Regions from separate parts of the Homo sapiens genome. Here region 2 is linked to region 1. A link is a contact called in ENCODE Hi-C or POLR2A ChIA-PET data. All regions are on one chromosome and are shown on one strand. Each heading gives the region's core, a stretch centred on a gene start or an enhancer-like site at or near the end of the contact. The rest is flanking DNA. Distances are from core to core; before and after follow the strand shown. Region 1 holds the start of GIMD1 (GIMAP family P-loop NTPase domain containing 1). Region 2 overlaps LOC105377356 (a long non-coding RNA gene).

Evidence for each region. A loop is a pair of places that touch in the nucleus more often than their neighbours do. ChIA-PET counts read pairs that join two places held with the same protein, here RNA polymerase II (POLR2A). Pooled maps may share reads with other maps.
Region 2: a pooled map shows a loop between it and region 1 (2.1-fold over the local background). The contact joins the enhancer-like site here to the promoter of GIMD1 in region 1. A Hi-C loop is called at or near these places in 1 of 168 maps with a recorded cell type or tissue (endothelial cell of umbilical vein) and 3 of 50 pooled maps. POLR2A ChIA-PET finds 5 or more read pairs at or near these places in 1 of 52 experiments (PC-3).

What each region holds. Positions count from the first base shown.
Region 1 is chr4:106,366,610-106,372,450 of GRCh38, reverse strand. It overlaps GIMD1 (GIMAP family P-loop NTPase domain containing 1), which reads left to right and starts at 3,673. Exons shown (of 3, transcript NM_001195138.2): 1 at 3,673-3,741; 2 at 5,014-5,408. The coding sequence starts at 5,016. RefSeq lists an enhancer at 2,892-2,941.
Region 2 is chr4:106,704,542-106,710,382 of GRCh38, reverse strand. LOC105377356 (a long non-coding RNA gene) reads right to left here. Exons shown (of 6, transcript XR_939051.1): 4 at 2,945-3,045. Among named protein-coding and RNA genes, the nearest start is that of LINC02173, 270 kb to the right of the region's middle. Within about 2 kb of position 2,165, at least 2 of the 41 ENCODE cell types and tissues checked have a DNase peak (open chromatin) inside an H3K27ac peak, as active enhancers do.

The DNA.
Region 1 (5,841 bases), core at 2,424-4,923:
ATTGTCACACACACACAGACACACACACACAGAGAGTGAAAAAAAAATTTATTAAATATAGAAAGCCAAACCTAATATATTAGCCACCTCAGAACAAGAAAGGAAATCTAATACCAGAAATGAAGATGATTACACATTTTTAAAATCATAAACATGAGCAAGGCAGATATGTGTTTATTATAGTATAAATCATCAAAATCGACACAAAAAATGTCAAATTACTATGGCAGAAATTGTTAAAGTTGTTTGAGAATCAGTTCCAGAAAGTTGTTCAGCTTAAGCTGTCTTCATGGAAGATTTTTCAAACCTTTCAGGGATTTATAATTGCCAAAGGATCTAAATTATTGCAGAGAACCATAAAGGAAGAAATTTTTTCTAATTCATTTTAAAAGGTTGGCATATTTCTGATCTGAAAATCTGACAAATATAGGATAAAAAGAAAAAGCTGTCAATCCATCTCACTATTGGTAACATTGCTAAAATTATAAATAGATCTTAGAAAATTAAACAAATACAGTACTCTCTCAAAAGAATATTATATCCTGATTAAGTAATTGCCAACAAGTATTTTGCCTCCGCACAGTTCACAAGCTAAACATACTCCCATTATTAATGCCTCTCATCAAAATTGTGTGATTCCTCTCAGCAGTGATTGTTAAAGAAAAGGAGTAAATAGGGGGAGTATATGGGTAGATTGCAAAAAGAAATGTACCTGTTGTGTCAATCCCCAAAAAGAGACACTGTCTTATGGTCCCCAGGAAATTAAGATTTAAAAGTGGTTCTATTTTCTTCTATATTCTTTTCTGTATTTTTAAATGCTTTTTATAATGTATATATTTATAATCTGAATAATTATATGCCAAAATACTCAGAAGAAAAACAAACAAGCAAGCAAACAAGAAGAACAAAACCAAACAAAAACATCATGAACATTCCTGCATGGGGATGTGACTGGTAGTCTCACTAAAGACCAACCAACCAAGCTTAGGCTGAAGATTTATATTCCCATAAATATTTCTGTCCAGACATGGCCATTCTTCATTGGTTCAAGAACCTTCAAACTGCATTCAAATTAAGACCATCTGTCCACCAAATTTAAACTGCTGACCAGTGTCCTAAAACATCCAACAGTAAGATCTGATGCCTTATTCTAAAACTATCTCAGACTGAGTTAATCAAGTCAGCACCAACCATAACTGGCTTATCAGTGTTCCTCTCAACTTGGTTAAGTGTTATCCAAGGTTAAAGCCATTTGATCATCCTAACCACAAAATCTGGTCAATACTCTTAATGTCTTCTTTATTAAGAAAAGAAATATCTTCAGAGCAAAGGATTAACCATTCAAGCCAATGAAAATGGGAACTTGTCTAAAACTGTGAAAGTACATTTTAATCAAATTGCTATATCAAGAGCTACTTGCAATAAAACTCATTTGAGTAGAGACACAATTTTCCTGAGTATACAGACATGTAAATTATAAATTATATATACACTTGTATATACAAACACGCATAAATATATGCATGTGAATATATATGTATGCCCATATGTTTGTATGTATGTGTGTGTACATATATAAAATTTGAAATACAATAGTTGCTTGTCAGCTAGAGTCACCTTTACACCAAAATATCTCATTTCATCAACTGTGGAAAGTCTAAATGTCCTCCTAATGATTTCTGTAAGTTCCTGGGGACTAGTGTCCTTCTAGCTTTAACTTCCTGCCTCTTCTAAATTACTTTAATTCAGATGTCATCCCACAATCTCCAACTTTTGTGGTGCCTGTCCTGTGCTAACACAGGAGTATAACTTAGACTTTTCCATTAATTTTCATCAAAATAAAATAAAATACAAAGCAAAACCAAAAACAAAACAAAAATAAAAAGCCACCTTCATGTAAGAAAACTGTAAATGTGGCTGACTTTAAAATAGTTCCTTAGCCCTTTACATTTACAAAACTGAGAGATCTAGCTTTCTGCCCTACTATAATGTCATAGTTCTTCATTCTCTCCTTGTCTGTTCCTTCCTTCCCTCCCTGCATCTCTCTCTCACTTCCTCATTTTATGTCTCTCACTCCCTCTCTCCTTTTATACCCTGATCTTCTCTACTCTTTTCTTGGCTTTTTCCCTTCGCCAGCAGATTGGCTGTTACAATACTTTCTGTGAGTTTAGCTATTGTTCTCAGGATCCCGTTTTCTACCTCAAGTAGCTAAATTAAACAATTTTCTCAGACAGTATCCTTCCTAAGAGAAATTTGGCAGCCAGCTGTTAAAAGATAATACATTTTTTATCCCTACTACATCATATTTAGCCAAGTCGGTGAAAATGTAATTTTTCAGATTGTTCTTTCACCTTGATTCAAAAAAATCAATCTTTCAACATCATCTAATAATAAATTATTCTGCTATAAGACCTCTAAATTGACTCAAATCTAAAACCTGCGTTAGACTTATGAAAAATTATCAAAAAAATTTCAATTTTACTGGAACTTATAATCATGCTCGTGAATTCTGAACTTTATTTTTTAACAGTCAGCTGTTGCATTCAGCAAATGATTTAAACTGTAACTTTGAAGTCGGGCAGGGGGGTGGTTGAAAAACTAAGAGCTTATGCTTGCTGTGTTCTATAAGGAACATAGGAAAGAAAGTTTGGCTTTGTTCTTCTTCAAAAAATCCCCAACACAATTAATATGTGTTTATGTAGATGGTTGAAGAATGTCCGTTTACAGTTTAAGGAAGAAAAATTAAAATAAATCCTGGCTCAAAAATCACTTCTTAGGAAACAGGCTGCTACTGCCACCTGGGGGAGATTCTTTCCACTTCATTCAAGAAGCCCAATGTGTTTATCAGATGAAGGAAGGCAGTTCATGCCTTCCTTGTCACAGCTACACAGGAAGAAGACTTTTTAACTCTCTGCCCGTGAAGTCATAAGGCACTCCAGATGTCTCCAAGTTTCTTTCACCCAGAAATACATATTTCATCGACTTTTTGAGAAATACAAGAGAAGATGAATCAGACTATAACCATACTACTAAAAGCACCAAGAAAGTATTTTGGATCAGTATGGGTAATACACTAAGAAGTAGAAAAAATAAAATTTGAGTTTTCAGTAAGAAAATAAAACTCAAGTTTTTAAGAAAAAATGTATTTGACTTCAAGTTATAGTTAATTTTACTCCTTTCCTTAAATATACTATCATTAATTGATATGAAAGCTACATGTGCTGATATAATCATTCCAGTGGTTTCATAAATTAGGATAAAATAATACTTTTTATTATATGAATATAGCAAAAAGAATTATCTTTAAAAATTTGAAAAGTATTATGAACTAAATACTGATGTGAAGTCATGATCTAATTGTAGATCATGAAAAAATTGTAATCATTGCTAAAGAATGTCTAATTTCTGTTTAATACCCATATTGCATTTCCTTATGCTATAAATAAGTTGTTACTTATAAGAAATGCACAAAATAAAAAAATACTAAAAATAGAATATTTCTGTACCTATTAAAATTACAAGTCTGTCAAGTGTCATAAAAAAGTCAGTGCTGATTAGGGGAAGACAACTAATCATTTATAAAGAGGCTGTCTGGCAATAAATTAACTAAATAAAATACATACGGTGTCAGTCCCAGAGTGGTACAATAACGCTATCAGAAGGTGAAAGTTCATATGAAAGAACAACTGTGCCAGGGCGAGAGACGTCTTTGTGGAGAAAGCATTTTCAAGACTGGAAAAGGTAAGCGAAATATAGCAAATGGATTGGGATTGAATAATTAATTTTCTAAAAACATTACACCCTGATTTAGGAGTAAAAAGAAATTGACTGCATCTCACTGCAGTTGACACCACTGAATGAGCTGGGAGAGCTGGTGTGAACTGGAGGGACCCGCAAAATGAGTGTCTTTTTATGGAGGTATGAAGCTCCTTCAAGGTGTTCACGTTAGCGTGTGGGTATAATGGAGTGAGGGGCATTAAAGGACAAGAAGGACCTGCGGTACTTAAAACTGTGTAATAAAGTTACAAGATCTAGGCAAAAATAATAAATATGCAATATTAAAATGTCTTTATTTCTGAATTGGTAGCGTGGGCAGTTTTAGCAATTGGCAAGTAACTCTGCTTATAAATCTAGTGAAAATGATTAATGACCTTAAAATGCTATGGGGGATCATGCAGTGTACAAAGGATCGGCCACTGTACAGGTATTGTACATGGAATAGATTCTCCCAAGATTCTCCCCCCTTCTAACTGAGCTGCCCAATATGTTAGGCTTTACTTTCTTTATTAAAGAGCCAACACTTACACTAATGGAACATAGAGATGATTTATTAATTATTTTATAACAGAAATTACAAGTAGTTTGTATTTTCACCAATGTTCCCTGGTTGTAAAAAAAAAAATTTGGTAAGCAGAAACAGAAGTCTTCTTTAACATTATTCATATTTCATAGGAAAGAAGCATTCAGGAAATCAGGAAGGATGATTTTTTGCAGATACCACTTGTGTATTCAGGCAGTGGGTCGGGAAGTGGGAAGATGGGGGATGTTGTTAGAAAGCAAGAAGGGTTGTTTCTTCTACTGTTCTATTCTTACTTCTCCAATAGTGAATAACTTTTAAATACTACTGCTAGCTTTGCCCCTGAGCTCAGGAACTTCAACACCTTTTCCTAAACCAACTCACCTACCACATTGATGAGTTAACATATTTCTCTTAAACATGGTTTTTATGATCTTCATGTAATTTGGGATTTTTTCTGTTTCCTAAATCCTTCCTTATCTGTATTTGACTTCTCTCTCCCTTCTCATTGTAAACTACAATTATTCCACATTCCCTTCTGTCACTGGGGGATCTCCACTTTAGTGGAGCAGTCCTCCTCCATGCTTTAGTCACTACGAATGAAGGGAAAACAAATCTAAAATCGTACTTGGAGTGCAACCAGGCCAGGTAAGAAAACTTACATTGGGGGAATGTAGAAGCCTAATTATGCGTGCTATGCCTTTGTTTTCCTACAGCCATGACAGACCCCAACAAGATGATCATCAACTTGGCCCTCTTTGGCATGACTCAGAGTGGAAAAAGTTCTGCTGGAAACATTCTGCTGGGAAGCACAGACTTTCACAGCAGCTTTGCTCCCTGTTCTGTGACCACATGTTGTAGCCTGGGCCGCAGTTGTCACCTCCACAGCTTCATGCGTCGAGGTGGGCTAGAGGTAGCCCTGCAGGTCCAGGTGTTGGACACTCCAGGTTATCCACACAGCAGGCTGAGCAAGAAGTATGTGAAACAGGAAGTCAAAGAGGCTCTGGCACATCACTTCGGGCAAGGGGGTCTCCACCTTGCACTCCTGGTTCAGAGAGCAGATGTGCCTTTCTGTGGGCAGGAAGTAACTGACCCAGTCCAGATGATCCAGGTAATACTAAGATGCAATTACACTAATGCCATTATTACTTCTTGGAGGACATTATCCTAATAGTATAATAATAATAATAATAATATTATTATTATTATACTATTAGTATATAATAATATAGTACATAATAATTTATACAACTAAGTGTTGGTCACCTAGGAATTGTCAGTAAAAATTATTTGATTTTCCCAAGTCATTTTTATGACCTCCTTCAGAGGAACCCAATCAGTCATTTTACAACTGGTTTGTAGGAAAAAAAAATTGAGATATTAAACTTCAGAGGTTAACCAAGCCTCAAACTCCTAGAACAAAAAACCCAAATAAGTTTGTAACATGTTGTCCCTGGACTGTCTGCATCAGAATCAACTGGGCTGTTTGTTAAAGAAGATTGATCCAAAACGTACTGAAACAGAATCTCAGGAGTGGAGCCTGC
Region 2 (5,841 bases), core at 916-3,415, 340 kb before region 1:
TAAGAAAACAAAATAAACTATATAAGTAAATGTAAAAAAAAAGAAATTACATTTCTAAATTTTCCTTTTTTTATTTGTAATTTGGGCATTCATTTGTTACAGCTCAAAAAAAGAGCATTAAGTGAGTTTTTACATACTTCCCTATATCACAAAGCTAATAATTGGCAGAGTCAGGATTTAAACTCAGGCCCTGAACACTGAGCTGTTCTTTGAGATACTCTGAACTACATGATCCCTTTAGCACTAAATTCCAAGATTACATTATTAATAACTCCAACAAATGTGTATTGTTGATGTTCACTATATTATACTGGGGGTGGGAATACCAATATGAATCTGATGTTTGGTCCAGCCTTGGGGAAGTATAGGAAGAGAAAACAACATGTAGAATGGGAGCAACAGGGCACTGTAATGTTCCAGCTGAAAGAAGGGAGCTCCTACTTGGCTTTGAGGAAGGCATGATTAATGAGGGGGCATCTTCCTAAAAAAGATGACTCTTGGGATAGTGTAATTTGAGAGTAAAGATCAGGTTGAGAGGAATAGGAAGATAATGATAGTATTGTTTTGGAAATGTTGCTGTAGATAAGCACAATTGAAAATATGAAACTGTGCTGTAATCCCAGCACGTTGGGAGGCAGAGGCAGGCAGATATACTCAGGTCAGGAGTTTGAGACCAGCCTGGACAACGTGGCAAAACCTCGTCTCTACTAAAAATACTGAAAAAAAAATATTCTGAAAGTATGAAACTGAGGAACAGTGACTTAAACTATACTGAGATAAAGATTAAATGGTCAATATTCCTTAGATTGTGGTTGAACTCAAGAGAAATTATTCTCTCAGCTTCTGTGGGCAGGTAAGAAGAGGAAAGGGCCTAAAGCCGTAATCCTAAGAAAACCCATGTTTAAGGAATTGGCATTAGAAAACAAACCCACAAAGAGACTAAAACAGAGAGAAGGGGTAACCTAAGAGCGAGATGCAAGTGCTAAGGGAGAAGAGTTTGTCACAAAGATGGCAGTAAATGGTTGGATGCCACAAAGAAATCAAATAAGTTGAGAGATTTTTTAAAAAGACTTATTAGTTTTAGAATTGAAGGATCCAGGGTTTTGCCAGGGGGACTCATCACCCAGATTCAGAAACCATCAAGGCATAGCCAATTTCACTTCACCCTAACCTCCACCCAGTTCTCCCTTTCCGGCATTATTTAGAAGCAAATCCCAGATATCACATCAACAGCAGATATGTTTTTAATATGCATTACCAATCAGACACATACTTTGCCAGAGTATTTGCAGAGGGCCTGTGTGTGAGGCATACTGATGGCCAGGGTTACGGCATGAGTGGGAACCAAAGAACTGAACTCCCTGAGAGCAGACTCTTCTTTGAGGAACAGCAGAGAGCAGGAGAGAGAAAAAGAAACAAGGGGAGGACACAGAGTCAAAGCAATCAGAGGGAGGCATTTGCTTTTCTTTGTTTTAATTTTTAACCTAGAAAATACAAGAACTTGTTTATGGACCACTGGAAGGAGGCTGTAGTAATAGAGAGACAGAGGCGTACATACACACACATATGGAACAGCCGGTAGAGGTGGCGTTTGGGTTGTGGATTCAAAATACAGAAAAGGGAAGGGCTGATAGCGATTGTATAAGAGATGAAAAGGGACCAGCTCAAAAGCTGTGGGACTGACCATGAACAGACAAAAAAAAAAAAAGCTTCCGTTTTTCTGAGACTGGAGAAAAGAAGTGATAGTAAAGGCAAATGTCACTTTATTTGAACAGTGGGAGTCCAGAATAAAGAAGTTCATAATTGCTAGCCTTCGTTTTCACAAAGAGGAAGAATACATTCATGTTTTAACAGAGATGAGGACAGTGAAAGTAAAAGGGCTTGAAAGAGTGGTGAAGTTGTCAAATAGTTACTAAGGGGAAATGGAATAAGAACCTGCACAGAGACAAGCAGAGGGGTCTCTCAGTGTGCCCGAGGGCCCAGGGGAGAGTGGCCACAGTGAACACTAATATAATCAACCCACCACAGGCACCTGGCTCAATTAAAGTTCTACTTGGCCTAGTCTATCTGACATGTTCCTCTATATGACTAATCTGACACCACAGGCTGGCTGGCTCTCAAGAAGGAAATACTTTCCTCAGAGAAATTTCCATTCTCAAAGTATATCTTGCTTGCTCATGTGCTACTCCTGGTTTGCAGAGGTCAAGATTCTGCCCAATATCTCAGCAGCACTGGCATGGGCTGCAGACAATATGACCAAGAGGGGTCCACTAGCCAGACATGCTCTGCAAATGTTTTGCTCAATCTGCACAGGGTTTTAAAATTAAGGAAATTAAACATAAAACTCTGGAGTTTCCCCTTTTGTTATAAAAGTCCAGAGAGCTCTTGGTTTGTGTAAGGGACTGGCTGTAGGAGAATTCAGAAGGTCCACATGCTGTTGTTCACCACAAGTCCCACCACATCCTTCCTCATCATCTTAATTCACTTATACTTGTTTCTGCTAGAAAGGGAATGGTATTTATTAGGAAGGTTACGAGGAAGTGATATTTACTAAGAAGATTACTAATGTCACATTTTCACCTTTACTACAAAATACACATAAGACCATAGAAGTCATCTTTAAAAGAAGAATTTTAAGCAGCTTATTGATAAGAAGATAAAGGCAATTCTGGAGCTAAAAGGTCTTTCCTCTATTATCTAATAATAGCTCCTCCTCTATTATCTAATAAAACAATGTATCCCTACTCAACAAGTGAGTGCCAGGACATTGTAAAAGTTGTGAATTGTGTTTGCTGTATGAAATCTCACCTAGACTATCACAATAGCCTCTCATCTGAGATTCCTGAGCTCTTCTCTTACAATTTTCTTCTCCACCAGCAATACTGTTCACAAATGTTGTTTGACAAATGAGGAGAACACAGAACAAAGAGGTCAAATAACTTACCCTATTATACAGCTTCTGGGTATGGTACCGGGAAATAGGCCTTCCTGTTTCTTCCCATACTCTTCATGGTCTGTCTTGTTTTCTAGAATGCTGTTTAATCCCTGAAAATGGAAAACATAATTTTTTCCTAAACTTTTTTTTCCAAAAATTAAATACTGCTTGTATTTCCTTGTATAAGATTTTAACTGCTATGGTTGTATCTCCTGTACCCCAACTTATACACATACCATCTCATTTGGTAGTGAACACATAGTAATGGCTCCCATAAAATGAGGCACATTATACACAAATAGGGTAGGCGGTCTTGAAAAAGATATTTCTACGTCAGGCATAGGATAGACAAATGTAGCACATATTAAAATGTTTTGAAACAAACTACTTTTTCATTAATATATCTTATGTCATTTGGATACTGTTATAATAGGGTTACATAGCAAATCTGTATCTTATTTGCAAAAAGTATTTTGGGGGCCTGTATAAATCCAGCCAAACCTGTGTTCTAAAATCCTCTTCTTCCTTTCATATTCTGGACTCTAATACATTTTACACTGGCCCTTAAAACTGTGTAATTCTAATTTTAAAGTATCATGGAATTGGCAAGATGAAAGTCTTTTATTAGAGAACTATTCATTGTAATAGCTACACTCTGCCTTTCAGATTACTAGGGAATTAACCACATAATATTCCACCATATATAAATTTTGAATGGCATGTGTGCAAGTATAAGAGTAAGTATTTAGAATAAATATTTGGATTATTATTTAGATTGTGTGATAAAAATGTAGTACAATTCCCTGAAAGTTTTGCTGATAACTATATTAGTCAAATTCAGGGGTTTTATAATCTGGAAAGCAGCACATTCAGTCTTTTTCCTGGCTGATCATGACAATGGAGGACAGAGATGTGTTAAGCACTCGATTGCATTTACTATGTGACAAGCAATGTTCAAAAGGCTTTACCAATAATCAATAATTGAATCCTTTCAACAAATCTATGAGGTGCATACTGTTATTATTCTCATTTTACAGATGAAGAAACAGAGCTATAGAAAGATTAAGTAACTTGACAAGATCATACATCGAACAATTACTTCTTTCAACTCATAATTTTGTAGTTGACGGTTTAAATGTATTCATGTGACACTAGGAGGAAAAAAAAACTGAATGAATAAATAAGACAAAGACAAGAAAAGTAAAGCTGTAAATGAGAAAGACACAAATCCAGACAAGAACAAAATACACAGCAGTGAAAAGTAGCAATACTGTGCTAAAAAAAAATCTAAAACCAGAAGAGAATTACAGTTCTCATTCAGTCTCTCAGTTTTTAAATTGGATGTTGAGGACTACAAAAGTACGGTATTGTCTTCACACTTCCACAAATGATTAACATCAGGGTCTAGACTAGGAGTCTGACAGACACTCTCATTGAGCACCATCTCTGAGCCAGGCCTACACTGAGCACATAGGGTAAAATCTAAACTAGTCAGAGTCCTCACCCACCAGGAGGTCACCGTTAAGAGAACAAGACCAACAGATGCATAAATAATAACTCTAGTGTGAGGTAAGTGCTAGTAGACCTCTGGACAAATAGAAAGGATTAATGAAGAGTTCTTGGGAACCGCAGGAAACATTCTACAGGATAATTGACTATTAAACAGATATATAAAGGAAAAGAAAAATTTTGCCAGGCAGAGAAAAGGGAAAGTCATTACAGTTGAAGGCCAAAGCTCACAAAACAGACTAGAGTTCTGAAGCACCATAGCATGTTCCATGCACACTGTGTGCATTAGATGTATTCATTCAAATATTTTTTATTCAACCAGCATTTGTTGAGAACCTACTATATAGCATGGAGAATAGTGTTTCATACACCCATGATAAAAATGGTGCTGGTCAGAGAGTTCTCAAGTCTAATTAGGAAAGCCAAGTCTCCAGAGAGTTCACAGTTTAATTAGGAAAGCCAAGTGAGTAAACAAATTAGACTAAGTGCTAAGAGAGATGTCTTGGTCTACTTTGGGGCTTAAAGTTTAAAGAGGTAATTTCTACTGGACAGGAAAGGTTGGCAAGGAAAGGCTTCAAGGTCAACACTTAGTTTGTGTCTCAAGAAATGGGTAGCTATTTGGCAGGAATGTAGAGAAATGAGAAGAGGTGTGAAAATTTGATATAAATATCTTGCTAATGAGACAAAAGCTATCTAACTTGATAAGAAGGCAATGTTGGTCATTACCTCATAACTGGCTCCTCCTGGCATCTGGATTCACGTCAATTAGCTAGACTTTTAAGAGAAATAAATAATTCTAAATCTATAAACCTCAAATATAGCCCATCATCTTGAATGGTGCTGACACCAGACCACATGAGGTGGCAAATTCTTTTTAAAAACACTTTCCAGATGAATCAATCACAAAATAAAATGACCCTAGCTACAGAAAACAAATAGAAATCCTTGTCTATTTTATTCTTTTACTTTACACTGTTGGGAAAGCTCAAACCAGCAGTACAGTTTCCTAAACCACACAGGCCTCACCACACACCAGTCAGCATTGTGCTGGTGTCCAAGCCCTTGGAGCAGGGGCTTTGCCTTCATCTCTTTGGGTGGCAACTGAGAAATGGTCCACGGAAAATAATAGAAACACATGTGGAAAGAAGCACAACTGTGACCCTTAATTTTGCAGGCTGAAAACACCAGATCATCCCCAAACCCTTCCTGTTTCACAAGAAAGACGTAGGTGGTAAGAGGGATGACAAGAGGGTTGCAGTTTACATGGATGAATACCTCGCCTCAAACGCAAGCAAGTTGATGACTAAATCTGTAGTCAGGGATCACCTAGCTTCTGATGGGGATTAATTAAGTGCAGCAAGGACACTTTTCAGCAATGTGCTTGCCACCCGTCAATA